2 separate regions of the Homo sapiens genome follow, and region 1 is linked to region 2. The links are chromatin contacts, found by Hi-C or POLR2A ChIA-PET in ENCODE. All regions are on one chromosome and are shown on one strand. Each heading gives the region's core, a stretch centred on a gene start or an enhancer-like site at or near the end of the contact. The rest is flanking DNA. Distances are from core to core; before and after follow the strand shown.

What was found. Hi-C counts contacts between places; a loop is a spot of excess contacts on that map. ChIA-PET counts read pairs that join two places held with the same protein, here RNA polymerase II (POLR2A). Pooled maps may share reads with other maps.
Region 1: a pooled map shows a loop between it and region 2 (4-fold over the local background). The contact joins the enhancer-like site here to the promoter of ITFG2 in region 2. A Hi-C loop is called at or near these places in 1 of 168 maps with a recorded cell type or tissue (PC-9), 3 of 37 single-sample maps with no recorded cell type and 13 of 50 pooled maps. POLR2A ChIA-PET finds 5 or more read pairs at or near these places in 2 of 52 experiments (Caco-2 and H1).

Annotation. Positions count from the first base shown.
Region 1 is chr12:3,031,568-3,038,542 of GRCh38, forward strand. TEAD4 (TEA domain transcription factor 4) reads left to right here. Exons shown (of 13, transcript NM_003213.4): 11 at 6,401-6,541. Among named protein-coding and RNA genes, the nearest start is that of TSPAN9, 42 kb to the right of the region's middle. RefSeq lists an enhancer at 598-1,159. Within about 2 kb of position 2,089, at least 7 of the 41 ENCODE cell types and tissues checked have a DNase peak (open chromatin) inside an H3K27ac peak, as active enhancers do.
Region 2 is chr12:2,806,533-2,813,917 of GRCh38, forward strand. ITFG2 (integrin alpha FG-GAP repeat containing 2) reads left to right here and starts at 6,136. Exons shown (of 12, transcript NM_018463.4): 1 at 6,136-6,324. The coding sequence starts at 6,229. ITFG2-AS1 (ITFG2 antisense RNA 1) reads right to left here and starts at 6,392. Exons shown (of 4, transcript NR_146317.1): 1 at 6,030-6,392. RefSeq lists enhancers at 5,683-6,432, 6,163-6,412 and a silencer at 5,963-6,052.

The sequences.
Region 1 (6,975 bases), core at 839-3,338, 220 kb after region 2:
GTCCCCCAGCCAGGGTGACCTCTGTCCTGTGGGCACTCCTGTTGGATACATGCTGTGAGATAGATGGGCCCAGATAGACTGAGAGAGATGACAGCTGCACTCTTCTCACCACGTTACATACAGTCACACGTCTCATCCTCACCACAGCCAAGACTGGATAACCTCATCTGCAGAGGGGAAACTGAGGTACAGACAGGTAGAATCACCTGCCAAAGGTTGCCCAGTTCATAGTACCAGACCCATACCAGACCACGGGTCCATACCTGAGCAGCCTGACCCCAGGGTGTGTGCTTGGAGCCACCATACTAAACAGTCCTCCTTGCGAAGTCACTGGCTGCCCTCCATGCAGCATCCTGGAGCTTCTCCTGCTCCCACTGGAGAAGGCTCTGAATTGTCTAAAACAGATCCCCAGCCCCCTGAGGAACAGCAGGCAGTGGCAGCGTGGGGAGAGCAGACTTAGCTCTGTGCAGTCAATGTAGAGCCAGCCCCTTGGGCTTCTTGGGCGTTCTCGACCTCAGATATCCCTTCCAGAAAATAGGGCAGTGGCCCTGCGTGGAGACTAAGGTTGCCAGGAAGGAAGGAGGACCTAGAAGGTACTTTTCCAAACTTGGTAGTGGCCTGTGTCCTCTCTTTCTTTCTGACTCTTAGGGGAGTTTGGAGGTGGGGGTTGATGGGAGAAGAGAGGGTTGGGACAGCTGGTGCCAAAGACATGGGATTCAGCAGGTTCCCTTGTGGACCGTGTGCTCCAGCCGTGTGCTGTACGGACCCAGCGCGGCCCTCGGCTTCCAGGAGCTCGCACTCTGGATGGGAGGATCCAGCGCGAGTCTCGGGGTCCTGGGACAGGAGCCGCTGGACAGGGGGCTGTGGTGTGCCCCCCAGCAAGGCCCTTCTGATGTGTCATGGCAGGGCACGGTGGGCAGCAGTTGGCCCCAGCTGGGGCAGAGTCTCAGTTCTACCACTTGAGAACTGTGTCCTGGGCAAATATTGGCTTCTCTGTGCCTCTGCTTCTTTGTGTGAATAGTCAGCAGTTTGATCTTGGGGACCTGCCAGGGGCTGTGTCGCTGAAGACCCCGTGTATGTGGCCGGCTGGTACTGAGTGGGGGGCTGTGGCCTGCCCTTGCCCCACCCCTTGCCTGAGCCCTCTGAGTGCCAGCGGCCTGGGCAGGTGAAATCAGAGATGAGGGAGCGCCGGAGGCCAGGGCACCTTGGCGGTCATCTGCTCCCTCCTCCGCATGTGTGGGGCGGGCAGAGGCACCAGAGGAAGACACATATGTGACGGGGAAAGGTACATATTCGTGTTTGCTGACAATGAGACTTTGCGTCAATCGTGGGTCCTCACAGGCTGCCCCGGCTCCCCCCGCATCGGGAAGCTCCTGTCTTCTGCTCCCTGGCCTGGTCCCGCCTTCCCCCTCCATCAGCTGGTGTGAACTTGGCCACACACAGTTAGGAAGGAAAACTGCTCAGGCAAGGAAACGGTGTCGCCTCTCCCGGAGCCTTTCTTTTCCTGCCTGGCTGTTTTCTCAGTCCTGGCTCCCAGGCCCTGAATGTGTGTGCTGGAGAGGCAATCAGAACCCCCTTGGAGTGGGAGGAGGACTTGTCCGTCTCCAGTCCAGCCTCCCTGCCTGTCCCCTGAGTTACTGCTCTTACTGAGGGCGCTGTGGTGGTCATTCATAGACTCTCGGACTGCTGGGACACATTTCCAGCTAGAAGTGGCATCTGCCAGCCTGAAGGGCTGAGGCTGCTAGGGCTGTGCACAGCCTCAGCCCTATCTGCTGAGCGCCACGGGGCCTGGAGCGAGGGACTGATGCGATGAAGCTCCCTTCCTCCCCCAGAGCCCCGCAAGTCCAGCAGAGGCCACCTGTCTCTGGGGCCGGTGAGAGGGGGCCTTTGGTGGCCATTAACGCCGCTCTGCACATTGGAAATGCCAGGCAGAGCCGGGCTGCACCGTGGAGGCAGCAGAGTACCCCAGGCCTTCCTCCCATCTCAGCCTGCTCTTCCCTTTCAGTCCCTGACATTTCTCCCAGGCACATACCAGCACATGACAATGAATCTGAGCCCCTCCAGGCCCCCACACCCGGGCTGCGGCTGTCTCTGCTCATCTGTCAGTCACCCGATCCCCCACACCTGTTCCAGGCACAGCTGCCCACCCGCACGCACAGCTATGAATAGGGCGGAGGGAGGGTTGCAAGGGGGCACTCACAGGGCAGGGGACCGGGGCAGCTCTCATTTTTTCTTAGGCCAAGAAGCGTAGCTTGTTTTGGGTGGTTGCTCAGTGTGGGGGGATATGAGGGTGGACAGGAAATGTCAGGAAGGAGTATAGCTGCAGGAGAAGGGGTGAGGCTGTAATTAGAAGGATCCAGGCACTGAGGACGAGTCGAGGTGCTCTGGGGCGGTTCGTCCGTGTCGCCGGCTGGTGTGTTCCGGGTTTATGCAGTGTGAACATGAGTTCTGGGGCTGATTGTGGGATCTCTCTTTCTCCCCCTGACCCATTGCTCAACCCTAGCACTTGCATTCTATTTGTTCTCCCGATTATAAATTCCCTGAGAGCAGAAACAATGTCTCAACCTCTCTGGGCCCCCCTGCCTCTAGCACTGCTGGCCTGGGCTGGACAAATGGGCACCTGAGCGATGGGAAGAGCCAGGGAGTGGGAGCTGATGACAGAAGAGTGTATCTGAGATGGGGGTGGAGCTGGGGCGCAGAACTCTCAGGGTGAGCAGGACAGGGTAGGTTCCTGCTTGCGCCTGAGGGACCTTGCTCTTCCCACTGGTGCCACCCGGAGGTGAGAGGGTGAACAGCCGCCTGCAACCTTGATTGAAGGCCCACCCTACTAAGGCCCTGGGAGAGCTTAGTTCTTGCCTCCAGGGAGCATCGTATCTGGAAGGGGGCAAGGACATCTGGACAGATTATGACAAGCAGGGTAATAGAGGGGGATCTGCCAATTGCTCCTGGGGGCTGGGGGCAGCCGCTGCCTCTGTGTGTCTGGAAGAGCTGGGAGGTGTGGATGCCAGTCCTTCCCAGCTTGGCACACTGGATTCTTCTAAGATGGCACGTGAATATGCATTTTTTTAAATAGTTAAGTAGTTGCCCAGGCTCAGTGGCTCATTCTTGTAATCCCCCCACTTTGGGAAGCTGAGGCAGGAGGATCACTTGAGCCCAGGAGTTCGAGACCAGCCTGGGCAACATGGCGAAGCCCTATCCCTGTGTTTTAAAATAACTTTATTTGAAAATATGGAAAATAGTTATAGGCCAGACGCGGTGGCTCACGCCTATAATCCCAACACTTTGGGAGGCCGAGGCAGGTGGATCACTTGAGGCCAGGAGTTCGTGACCAGCCTGGCCGATATGGTGAAACCCCACCTCTACTAAAAAAAAAAAATACAAAAACTAGCCGAGCGTGGTGGTGGGCACCTGTAATCTCAGCTACTCAGGAGGCTGAGGCAGAAGAATCACTTGAACCCGGCAGGCGAAGGTTGCAGTGAGCTGAGATTGCACCACCACACTCCAGCCCAGGCGACAGAGCGAGATTCCGTCTCAAAAAATAAAATTAAAAAAATAGTTATATAGTTATTTTCATATATATTAGAAAGAATAGAATCCTTGATTTCATGGATTTATTGCTTAGAATGGAATTAAGGAATAAAAGTGAGTTGATTTCAAAGAATCAGGATGTGTCGTAGATGGCACATGAATGTGGCATTGATCAGAGGGACCATGCGCGGTTAAAATCTGAGGGTCACCACCATTGATGCCTGGCCTCACCTCTTGGTGTTCCCCACCATGTCCAGTGCATCCTTCCCAGGCAGCTGGGCTTCCTGCCAGCGGCATTTCAGGCATTGTTCACATTTTTGCCCTGTGCTTCCAGCTACAGAATATGTCCTGAGCACACAAACTGTCCCCCAGGCCCTTTTTAGGAACAGTCTGACAAAGTCAGTCTCCTAGGAGGAGCAGGTGACTTCGAGAAAATAGGAGACAGGCCAGGTGCAGTGGTTCACACCTGCAATCCCAACACTTTGGGAGGCCAAGGTGAGAGGATCACTTGAGGTCAAGAGTTTGAGACCAGCCTAGGAAACAGCGAGACCCTGCCTCTACAAAAAATTTAAAAATTAGCCAGGTGTGGTGGCACATGCCTATAATCCTGGCTACTCAGGAGGCTGAGGTGGGAAGACTGCTTGAATCCAGGAGTTCGAGGCTGCAGTGAGCCGTGATCATACCACTGTACTCCAGCCTGAGTGACAGAACAAGATTCTGTCTTTAACAAAAAAAAAAAAAAAGAAGAAGAAGAAGAAAACAGGAGCCCGAAAGCCTGGGTTCTGGTCCCATTCACCTTATATTTGCCTGTAAGACCTTCGGCCAGTCACAGCCACAGTTAAATCTAGTCCGGCAGAGGCCTCAGCCACCTCTGCCATGCCATCCTGGGCACCCTGCCTACAATGTGTCATCCCCTCCCTCCCAGCATCACAGATGGAGACAGAGTGGGGAGACTGAGGCCAGCTCAGGGGTGGTAGTGGAGGGTGTTTAGGATAAATGCTGCTGTCTGTTTCAGAGGCTGAGCATTGACACGAATGCTTTTTTTCCCTAAAGGCCTCATCAAAGCCGAGGCAGGTGCACTGAACCATATGCCATTCTGTTTCAGCATGAAAACAGCCTTTTTTTCCTCATCATAAACGTAATCCACCCTCATTCTGCTCCGTAGCCTGCTTTCCCACTCAGTGTGTTTGTAGTCATCCATGATAATAAATGCAGGTCCTTCTCAGCGTTTTTTTGTGGCTACATAATGTTTCTATTGTGCTATAGACAATCAACACCCACCGCCAGTCTAGAGAAAGGTCCTGCTCTGGGAAAACTTCTCCAAAGGAGAGAAAAATAACGATTGAGTGTCCCCTCATGGCCAGTAGTAGAATTGCTTGGTGCCTGGCTCTGAATCTGACCAAAACCTTCCTGGGGTTCTAGGGATCCCCTTATCTTTGCACAGAAGAGTCCTTGGTGTCAGAACCTTGACCAAGGCCTGACGCTTTACTGCATTCGTAGGGCTGCGCTCTGGGCACAGCTTGCAGTGATTTCAGACCGGGGTGTGGGTGGGAGGAGCGGCCTCCCCTGAGAATAAGCCTTTGTAATGTGCCTGTGCGTTGTTTCTGAGTCTTGACTTGTTCTCTTAGCACCCCTGGCTCAGATGGGGTGATTTGATGTGGGGCTGGAGTTCTGGGCATGGGGACCCCTAAGGCGTAGGGCTTCAGGAATACAATTCCTGCCTCAGAGTCCCCAAAGCACCAAATTGTCTCATCTGGTGCCTTCCTTTCTTCGCTGTGGCACTCTGCTGGTTTGGGACAAGTATTGGGGTTGGAGGCTGAAGACCTGGGGTCTTTCACTTACTAGTTGGATGGTGTTGGGCAAGGCTAACAGTCAGGACCCCTCATGGATAAAACCGAGGCCGTGGTTTTGGGTGTGAGATCAGCACAGAGTCTTACTCCGCCTTTTCTAGAAGGGAAGTTTCAGATCAGCCCCACATCCAGCAGGAGGCCCCCTGGGCTCTGTTTTCATCAGGGGAAGGAAGAGCAGCCTGTCTGAGGCAAGGTGAGAAGCTGACCTAGAGGACCAGTGTCTGGGCCTGTGAAGGGCCTTGTGAGCCAGGCCGGGGACCAAGACTCCTGTCCCTTGTGGCTAAATGGCTCAATGAGACGGTGAAGTGACTTGACTTCTGAAGAGATTCCCGGGGCAGTTAAGAGAATGAACCAAAGGGAGGGACAGCTGGTGCTGGGGAGATTGCTCTGGAGGCTGAAGCAGAGATGTCAAAAGATCCAAGGTGACGGGACCCAGCAGTGCCTAGAGGGGGAAGAGGCCAGCCCCAGAGCCGTTTCTGAGGGAGCATCGATCAGGTCTCTGGCGAGACAAGAGGATGAGACAGGAGCAGCATTCACCCCTTCCACCCTCCCCACTGCCGGTCTCTTGCCCTGGTTTTCTGTTCTCATGCTTCCTGCACTATCAAAATTGACTCTGGAATAATTCTGATAGACGCATTCAAACTAAAATAGAGCTGACTGGTAGAGATTCAAACCTTTGCAGTTTAACAAGAACAAAGTCTTAGACTATGAAACTTGAAATCTTAAAGATGGAATCTGGGGCTCCCACCTGCTGGGTGTGTTAATATCTGGGCAGGCAGCAGTGGCCTGAAACTGTGTGGGTCCCAGTGTCCTCTTTTCCCATGATTTAGGCAACACGACCTGATTTTGTACCAGGCAGAGATGTAGAGGAATGTGGAAGCTTTCTGGCGTCCTACTGTCTACCCTCAGTCTGATTTCTTCCCAGCCCTAGAGCCGGGACCGGGACCCTGAGGTCTCCTTGATGCTCCCGTCTGACATGGCACCTGCTGACACTCCCTCGCCTTCCCACTGTCTCCCTCCAGGCAGACCTCAACACCAACATCGAGGATGAAGGCAGCTCCTTCTATGGGGTCTCCAGCCAGTATGAGAGCCCCGAGAACATGATCATCACCTGCTCCACGAAGGTCTGCTCTTTCGGCAAGCAGGTGGTGGAGAAAGTTGAGGTAGGAGGCCACCCTGGCGGGTGAGGGCCGGTGGCAGTGGTCTGTGTTTGCTGGGCATGGCTTCCATTTGCTTTCAGGAGGAATGCCCTCCGTTAGGGAGCCAGGATAATCCCTTGTTGCCTTCCCTGTCTGCTGTCAGTGCTGTGTGCCTCCCACACTCCCCTTGGCACCAGTGTCCTGCCCAGCTAACCAGAGCCATTGCTGCCCTTTCAGGATCTTCCAAGCACGTCCTTGCAGGCACCCCCGGTCCTCTCCAAGAGCAGAGCCGCAGCACAGGCAGAGCCCTGGGCATCTACCTAGTCCAGCCCTCTGGCTTCACAGTGGAGGCCCAGAGAGAGCGGAGGCCTCCCACCAATCGCCCGCACATGGTCACACAGCTCATTAGTGCAGAAGCAGGGCTAAGATCTCTGTCCCCTGCTCACTTTGAACTCCAT
Region 2 (7,385 bases), core at 4,886-7,385:
GTCCTAGGTTCAAGCAATTCTCTCTCAGCCTTCCAAGTGGCTGGGACCACAGGCGCACGCCACCACGCCTGGCTAATTTTTGTATTTTTAGTAGAGACAGGGTTTTGCCATATTGATCAGGCTGGTCTTGAACTCCTGACCTCAGGTGATCCACCCGCCTTGGCCTCCTAAAGTGCTGGAATTACAGGCGTGAGCCACTGCGCCCAGCCTATTTTTTTTTTCTTTTTTTTGTTTTTTTGTTTGTTTGTTTGTTTAAGACAGGGTCTCACTATTTTGCCCAGGCTCAGTGCAGTGATGCAGTTACAGCTCACTGCAGCCTCGACCTCCTGGGCTCAAGAGATCCTCCCAACTCAGCCTCCGGAGTAGCTGGGAGGGACTACAGGCACATGGCACCATGCCCAGCTTTTTTTTTTTTTTTCCAGACAGAGTGTAGCTCTTGTTGCCCAGGCTGGAGTGCAATGGCGCAATCTCAGCTCACCGCAACATGTGCCTCCCAGGTTCAAGCAATAATCCTGCCTCAGCCTCCTGAGTAGCTGGGATTACAAGTGCCTACTACCATGCCCAGCTAATTTTTGTACTTTTAATAGAGATGGGGTTTCACCATGTTGGCCAGGCTGGTCTCGAACTCCTGACCTCAGGAGATCTGCCTGCCTAAGCCTCCTAAAGTGCTGGGATTACAGGCGTGAGCCATTGTGCCCTGCCATGCTATACCAATTTGAGAGGCAAAGTAAGAGTGAATGGTCTCAGGGATGATCAAGAAAAAGCAATGCCTTTGTGAATGTCAAGGGTCCTGTGGCTAGAAGAGAGGATCAGCATGTATATTCTATATTCCATTGGATCTTCAGTCTCCTGTTTTAGAAGTGCATCAGACATAAACTGATTTGTATTTTTTTAGGTGAAATTCACATTTTTAGGTGAAACAAAGTTAACCATTTTAAATTCAACAGTTTGGTGGCCATTTAGTCTTTACAGTGTTAATCTAGTTCCAAAACGTCTTCCTCATTCTTTGTGTTTTAACCCTGTCTCCTAATGTTTAAGTGACACAGTGACAGTGAACTTCTCATCCATCAGTAGTCTTGAGCAGACAATCCTGATGAGTTAGTTCTAGGATTAAAGCGTCCCAGAGTTGGTGGTGCATTTTAACAGGGGCAAACTTGAGGAAGGCAGTGAGACTTAGTAGAGCTCTGAATAACAGCATTTCACCCGGTGCAGAGCTGCCCCACACTACTCTGCCAGTTTCTAGGACAAAAAACCTAACTTTTCCAACAGTTTAATATGCTAAGGTGTACCATGAATGAGAGAGGGGAGGGGGAAATGGTGATATAAGCCAAACCAAGCCCATTGAGAAGCCATGGACCCTGCCCCCAAGGTGGTGAGGCTCTGGGCCTCATGTTTTGAAAGATACTTGGAGACCCTGTTTCTTACCTGGGCACCCTGGGCAAACACAAACCATTCTGTCTACTGTTGGAGGATGAAGTACACAAAGAATCTTCCTAGAAATGCTTCCCACTGGCTGGGCGCAGTGGCTCACGCCTGTAATCCCATCACTTTGGGAAGCCAAGGCAGGCGGATCACGAGGTCAGGAGATCAAGACCATCCTGGCTAACACGGTGAAACCCCGTCTCTACTAAAAATACACACACAAAAAAAAAATTAGCTGGGTGTGGTGGCGGGAGCCTGTAGTCCCAGTTACTGGGGAGGCTGAGGCAGGAGAATGGTGTGAACCTGGGAGGTGGAGCTTGCAGTGAGTCAAGAGCGCGCCACTGCACTTCAGCCTGAGCGACAGAGTAAGACTCCATCTTAAAAAAAAAAAAAAAGAAAGAAACGCTCCCCACTTAATCCCCCCATCCCCTCCTATGGAGATTTCTATTGTTTGTAAAGAATATGCCACTCATATAACTGTATCCATGTCACCTAACCAGGAAGATACCCTAATTAGACAGTTTTGGGGAGCAAGACAAAAACCAGCAGAAAGAGTGCTTGGCTTAGACAAGATGGAGTTTAGATGGTGCCCAAAGAGACCTAGCAACCTTCCAACTAGAAAGGGGCCAAGACCAGGAGTGCTCTTTGTGGAGCCAGGGATCTGTCCATATGGCTTGACAATGCCTAGTCATACAAAACACTCACTGGACTTAAAGTAACTGATGCAAGGTGGGGAGAGGCACAGGCATGGAAGGACTTCACTTGTGCCCTATTTCTTGGAGACCTATCTTTCCTGCCTAACTTTATTTGGCTCTCTTGACAAAAGCCAAAAAGTGTGGTATAGAAGTTGTGATCATACGTCTAGGCATGGTGGCCTGTAATCCCAGCACTTTGGGAGGCCGAGCACTTTGATCACCTGAGGTCAAGAGTTCAAGACCAGCCTGGCCAACATGGTGAAACCCTGTCTCTACTACAAAAAAAATTATCTGGGCATGGTCGTGGACACCTGTAATCCCAGCTACTCGGGAGGCTGAGGCAGGAGAATCGCTTGAACCCGGGAGGCGGAGGTTGCGGTGAGCCAAGATCGCACCATTGCACTCCAGCCTGGGCAAGAAGAGTGAAACTCAAAAAAGTGAAAAAGAAGGCCAGACACAGTGGCTCACGCCTGTAATCCCAGCACTTTGGGAGGCTGAGGTGGGTGGATCATGAGGTCAGGAGATTGAGACCATCCTGGCTAACACAGTGAAACCCATTCTCTACTAAAAATACAAAAAATTAGCCGGGTGTGGTGGCGGGTGCCTGTAGTCTCAGCTTCTCGGGAGGCTGAGGCAGGACAATGGCGTGAACCCGGAGGGCAGAGCTTGCAGTGAGCTGAGATCGTGCCACTGCACTCAGCCTAGGCGACAGAGCGAGACTCCATCTCAAAAAAAAAAAAAAGTAAAAAAGAAGTTGTGATCATAATTACATGACCTTCATGGCAAACATATTCTACAATTAAAAACAGACACCCCGTGTCACAGAAAGATCCAGACCAAGAAACCCAAATGATGAGGAAGATAAAACTAAGGCACTGGGGAATCCTGGGTTGGGGTCTGATCTTAGATAACTGGGTCAGGCCAAGGCACCTGATGAAAGAAGCTGGGTGATCTCATCTCTTGTTCTGAGTTATTTAGTAATATATTTTTTTAAAACCACTTCAGAGGCCGGGCGTGGTGGCTCATGCCTATAATCTCAGCACTTTGGGAGGCCGAGGCAGGCAGATCACAAGGTCAGGAGTTCAAGACCAGCCTGGCCAATATGGTGAAACCCCGTCTCTACTAAAAATACAAAAACAATTGGCTGGGCGTGGTGGCAGTCTCCTGTAGTCCCAGCTACTCAGGAGGCTAAGGCAGGAGAATCGCTTGAACCCGGGAGGCGGAGGTTGCAGTGAGCCGAGATCGTGTCATTGCACTCCAGCCTGGGTGACAGAGGGAGACTGCCTCAGAAAAAAAGAAAGAAAGAAAGAAAAAACCATTTCAGAGGTAAAGTTTTTTTTTTTTTTTTTTTTTTGGAGACAGAGTCTCACTTTCACCCAGCCTGGAGTGCAGTGACACCACCTTGGCTCACTGCAACCTCTGCCTCTTGGGCTCAGGAGATCTTCCCGCCTCAGCCTCCTGAGTAGCTGGGACCACAGGCATGCACCACTATGCCCAGCTAATTTTTGCATTTTTGGTGGAGTCATGGTTTTGCCATGTTGTCCAGGCTGGTCTTGAACTCCTGAGCTCAAGTGATCTGCCTGCCTCAGTCTCCAAAAGTGCTGGAATTACAGGCATGAGCCTCCACAGCCAACCTAGAGGTGAACATTTTGATACTGGTTTTGGTTTTCCCACCCCTTAAAGGCCTAATATGAAGCTTAGGATTTGAACTAGGATGAGAGAATAGAGATGGGGTAGAACACGGGGTGAGGGAGCATGCAACTGCTCTGTAAATGAGAAAATGTATTCAAAGCACCAGGAATACCTGTGGGACCCAGTGCCTTTTAATGGACCTGGCCATCCCACAGTACACAACCAGAAATATGAACTTGTAACACAGTTCAGCTTCAGAATATATCTGCAGTCTCCAGTATTTGTCCAGACTTCCTCCAGTTTACTGTTCTGACCTGCTGTTCTTTCTTACCTGGCTGTCAGATCCACTGGGACATCTAGGAAAAAATCTGCCACCCCCTTCCCCCAAGAAAAGGTCTTGCCCTCCAGCCTCCTCCCACTATGTACAGACATAGAAAGTAGGGACAAGCCGGGCATGGTGGCTCACGCTTGTAATCCCACCTACCTGGGAGGCTGAGACACAAGATCTCGAGCCTGGGAGGCGGAGGTTGCAATGAGCCCAGATCGCACCACTGCACTCCAGAGCAAGACTCTCAAAGAAAAAAAAGAAAGAAAAAGAAAAAAGGGGCCGGGCGCAGTGGCTCACGCCTGTAATTCCAGCACTTTGGGAGGCCGAGGCGGGCAGATCAAGAGGTCAAGAGATCAAGACCATTCTGGCCAACATGGTGAAACCCCGTCTCTACTAAAAGTACAAAAATTAGCTGGGCGGCCGGGCGCCGGTGGCTCATGCCTGTAATCCCAGCACTTTGGAAGGCCGAGGCGGGTGGATCACGAGGTCAGGAGATCGAGACCATCCTGGCTAACACGGTGAAACGCCGTCTCTACTAAAAATACAAAAAATTCTCCTTGAGTGGTAGCGGGCGCTTGTAGTCCCAGCTACTCCGGAGGCTGAGGCAGGAGAATGGCTTGAGCCCGGGAGGCGGAGCTTGCAGCGAGCCGAGATCGCACCACTGCACTCCAGCCTGGGTGACAGAGCGAGACTCCGTCTCAAAAAAAAAAAAAATTAAATTAAATTAAATTAAAAATTAGCTGGGCGTGGTGGCGCTCGCCTGTAGTCTCAGCTACTCGGGAGGCTGAGGCAGGAGAACTGCTTGAACCTGGGAGGCAGAGGTTGCAGTGAGCCGAGATTGCGCCACTGCACTACAGCCTGGGCAACAGAGCGAGACTCTGTCTCAAAAAAAAATAAAAATAAAAATAAAAAAAAAAAAGATAAAAAGGAACAGCCCCTGGTCCAAAATCCCAGATAAGGTAGAATCATTTTTTTTTTTTTTTTGAAACACCAAGTGCGAGTCAGCCTGGGTTTTTAGACCTAAATCTAAAAATGTATTGAACACCTGTATGATTTCATAAATATTGCCCTGATTGACGAGGCACCCCAAAGAAAGGCAGAACTGGATTCAACATGGAAAGAAAGTATCCCAAGAAGCCAGCCATGAGAGTGACAGTCCCATCTGTGCTACAAGAGTAAGGCTACTGAGGTTGAGATGCAAGAGCTTTGTGCTGGGGGGCCACAAGACAGAGCAGATCCGGAATCCAGGCAACCTTCACTTCCAGCCTGAAGACTCTCCTACGAACTATGATAGTAAATGATGGAGAGGCCCTAGGGTTTGGGATCAAACAATTCTGGTTTGAGCACGCACCCCGCCCCACAATCCTTCCTTCTGCCATTTTACTTAATCTTGCTGAACCTGTTTTCCTCAGCCAAAAAAAAAAAAAGCTCGCATAGTGGCTGAACTAATTATGTGAAATATGTGAAATGTGCTTTGCAGCAGGTGGCTTTTAAACTATTGACCAGAAAACACATACACTGAAAAAAAAAATTTTTTTTACATTATAAGCCAGTATACACATATAAGTATATACAATTGAAACAAGAGTTTCACAAAAACTGTACTTACCTTACTACCTGGGAGTCACTTGGTATATTACTATTGTATTTAATTTTTTATATGCTGATTGCAACTCACTACATTGTTTTCACTCCTAATGGGTAGTTTTTTAAAAACACTTTTCAAAACCATGCAATTATCAGTTATTACGAAGATTAGTAAGATTCTCAGGAATGGTCTGATGGCTAGGAATCTTCATTGCCAGGGAAACAAAGGAAAAAGGTCAAGGTTATTAGGTCAAGCCCTTGGGAGCCCTGTTGCCAAGGGAACAGATCGACCCCCGTCAGGGTTGGTTTACCCACGGTCTGCAGCCCTGTGGAGAAAAGGAGTGGCCCGTGGGCCTGTCACTCACATCAGAGTTGGGAAGCCCGCCTCCAAGCCCGGAAGACCCGCCTCCTCTGTAAGGTTAAAGGAGGAAGAGGCAGAGATTGGAGGTTCAGGCAGTGACGTAACTTGCTGCCTTAGGTGGCCTTCCGCTCTGGCGGCTGTCGCGACGGGGGTTCAGGGAATATTTACTGGGCCTCTCCGCTCCCTCTGCTCTTGGAGGTGCCATGAGGTCAGTTAGCTACGTGCAGCGCGTGGCGCTGGAGTTCAGCGGGAGCCTCTTCCCGCACGCAATCTGCCTCGGAGACGTTGATAACGATACGGTAGGTGCATGCGCACCGCAAGAGACAGCCTGGATCTGTGCAGGGACGGGGCAAGGGAAGTGGAAGAGGCCGCCCGAGCGTGCCACGTGAGCGTGAGCATGCGCGCTGTGGCTAGTTTGGAGCGCTAGAGAGAAAAACTTTATTGATAGCTTCAGTGTTCGTGGTTGGTTTTGTTCCTTGGGAGGTTTTGTTTGTTTTTTGAGACAGGCTCCGTCTGTCACCCAGGCTGGAGTGCAGTGGCTTGATTTCGGCTCACCGCAACCTCTGCCTCCCGGGCTCGAGCGATTCTCCTACCTCAGCCTCCCAAGGGGCTGGGATTACAGGCGCCCGCCACCACGCCCGACTAATTTTTGTGTTTTTAGTAGAGGTGGGGTTTCACCATGTTGGCCCAAAGTGCTGGGACTACAGGCCTGAGCCATCGTGCCCAGCCCTTCTCGTTTTTTAAATAAATTACCACAGGTCAAGCAGGTAAAACAATGCCTGGCACACAGTTTAGTGCTCACTTAAGTGTTAGTGGTGGTGGTGGTGGTGTTAGTATTTTATTCTGTTTTTCTGCAAATCTTTACTGAACTGCTCATTATGCACCAAGGACTCTGCTACATTCTAGGAATTCAAAAATGAACGAGAGAGTTCCAGTCCTCAGATAGCTCATAATCAAGCTGTGTAATAGTCACCGGATAATAAAATGTAATGAGATGCATTGACTAAAGTATGGAGAGGATTCTCCGGTGGAGCATTAAAGGGAATAGTGTCTGATGCTCTTTTTTTTGCAGACTTTATCTTTTCATTTATCATCTATTTCATAGTTCTAATGCAAAGCACTGTATTGCCCCCTTCTACCCTCTGCCCTATCTTCCTACTCGGCCTCCCTGCTTCACAGTTCCTTAACTGTCCTGTACTTATTTCCCACCGCCCCCTAGTGCTGTGATGCAGAAGGTATCTTATGAGGCCTTTTTTGGCTCTACCCTCTCTGGGGAGGAAAGAGTTATTCTCATAAATTTGTGTTATGTTTTCTGGGCTTTCGTGTTTCTTCATGAACTGCCAAGCAGTCCAATTTTATG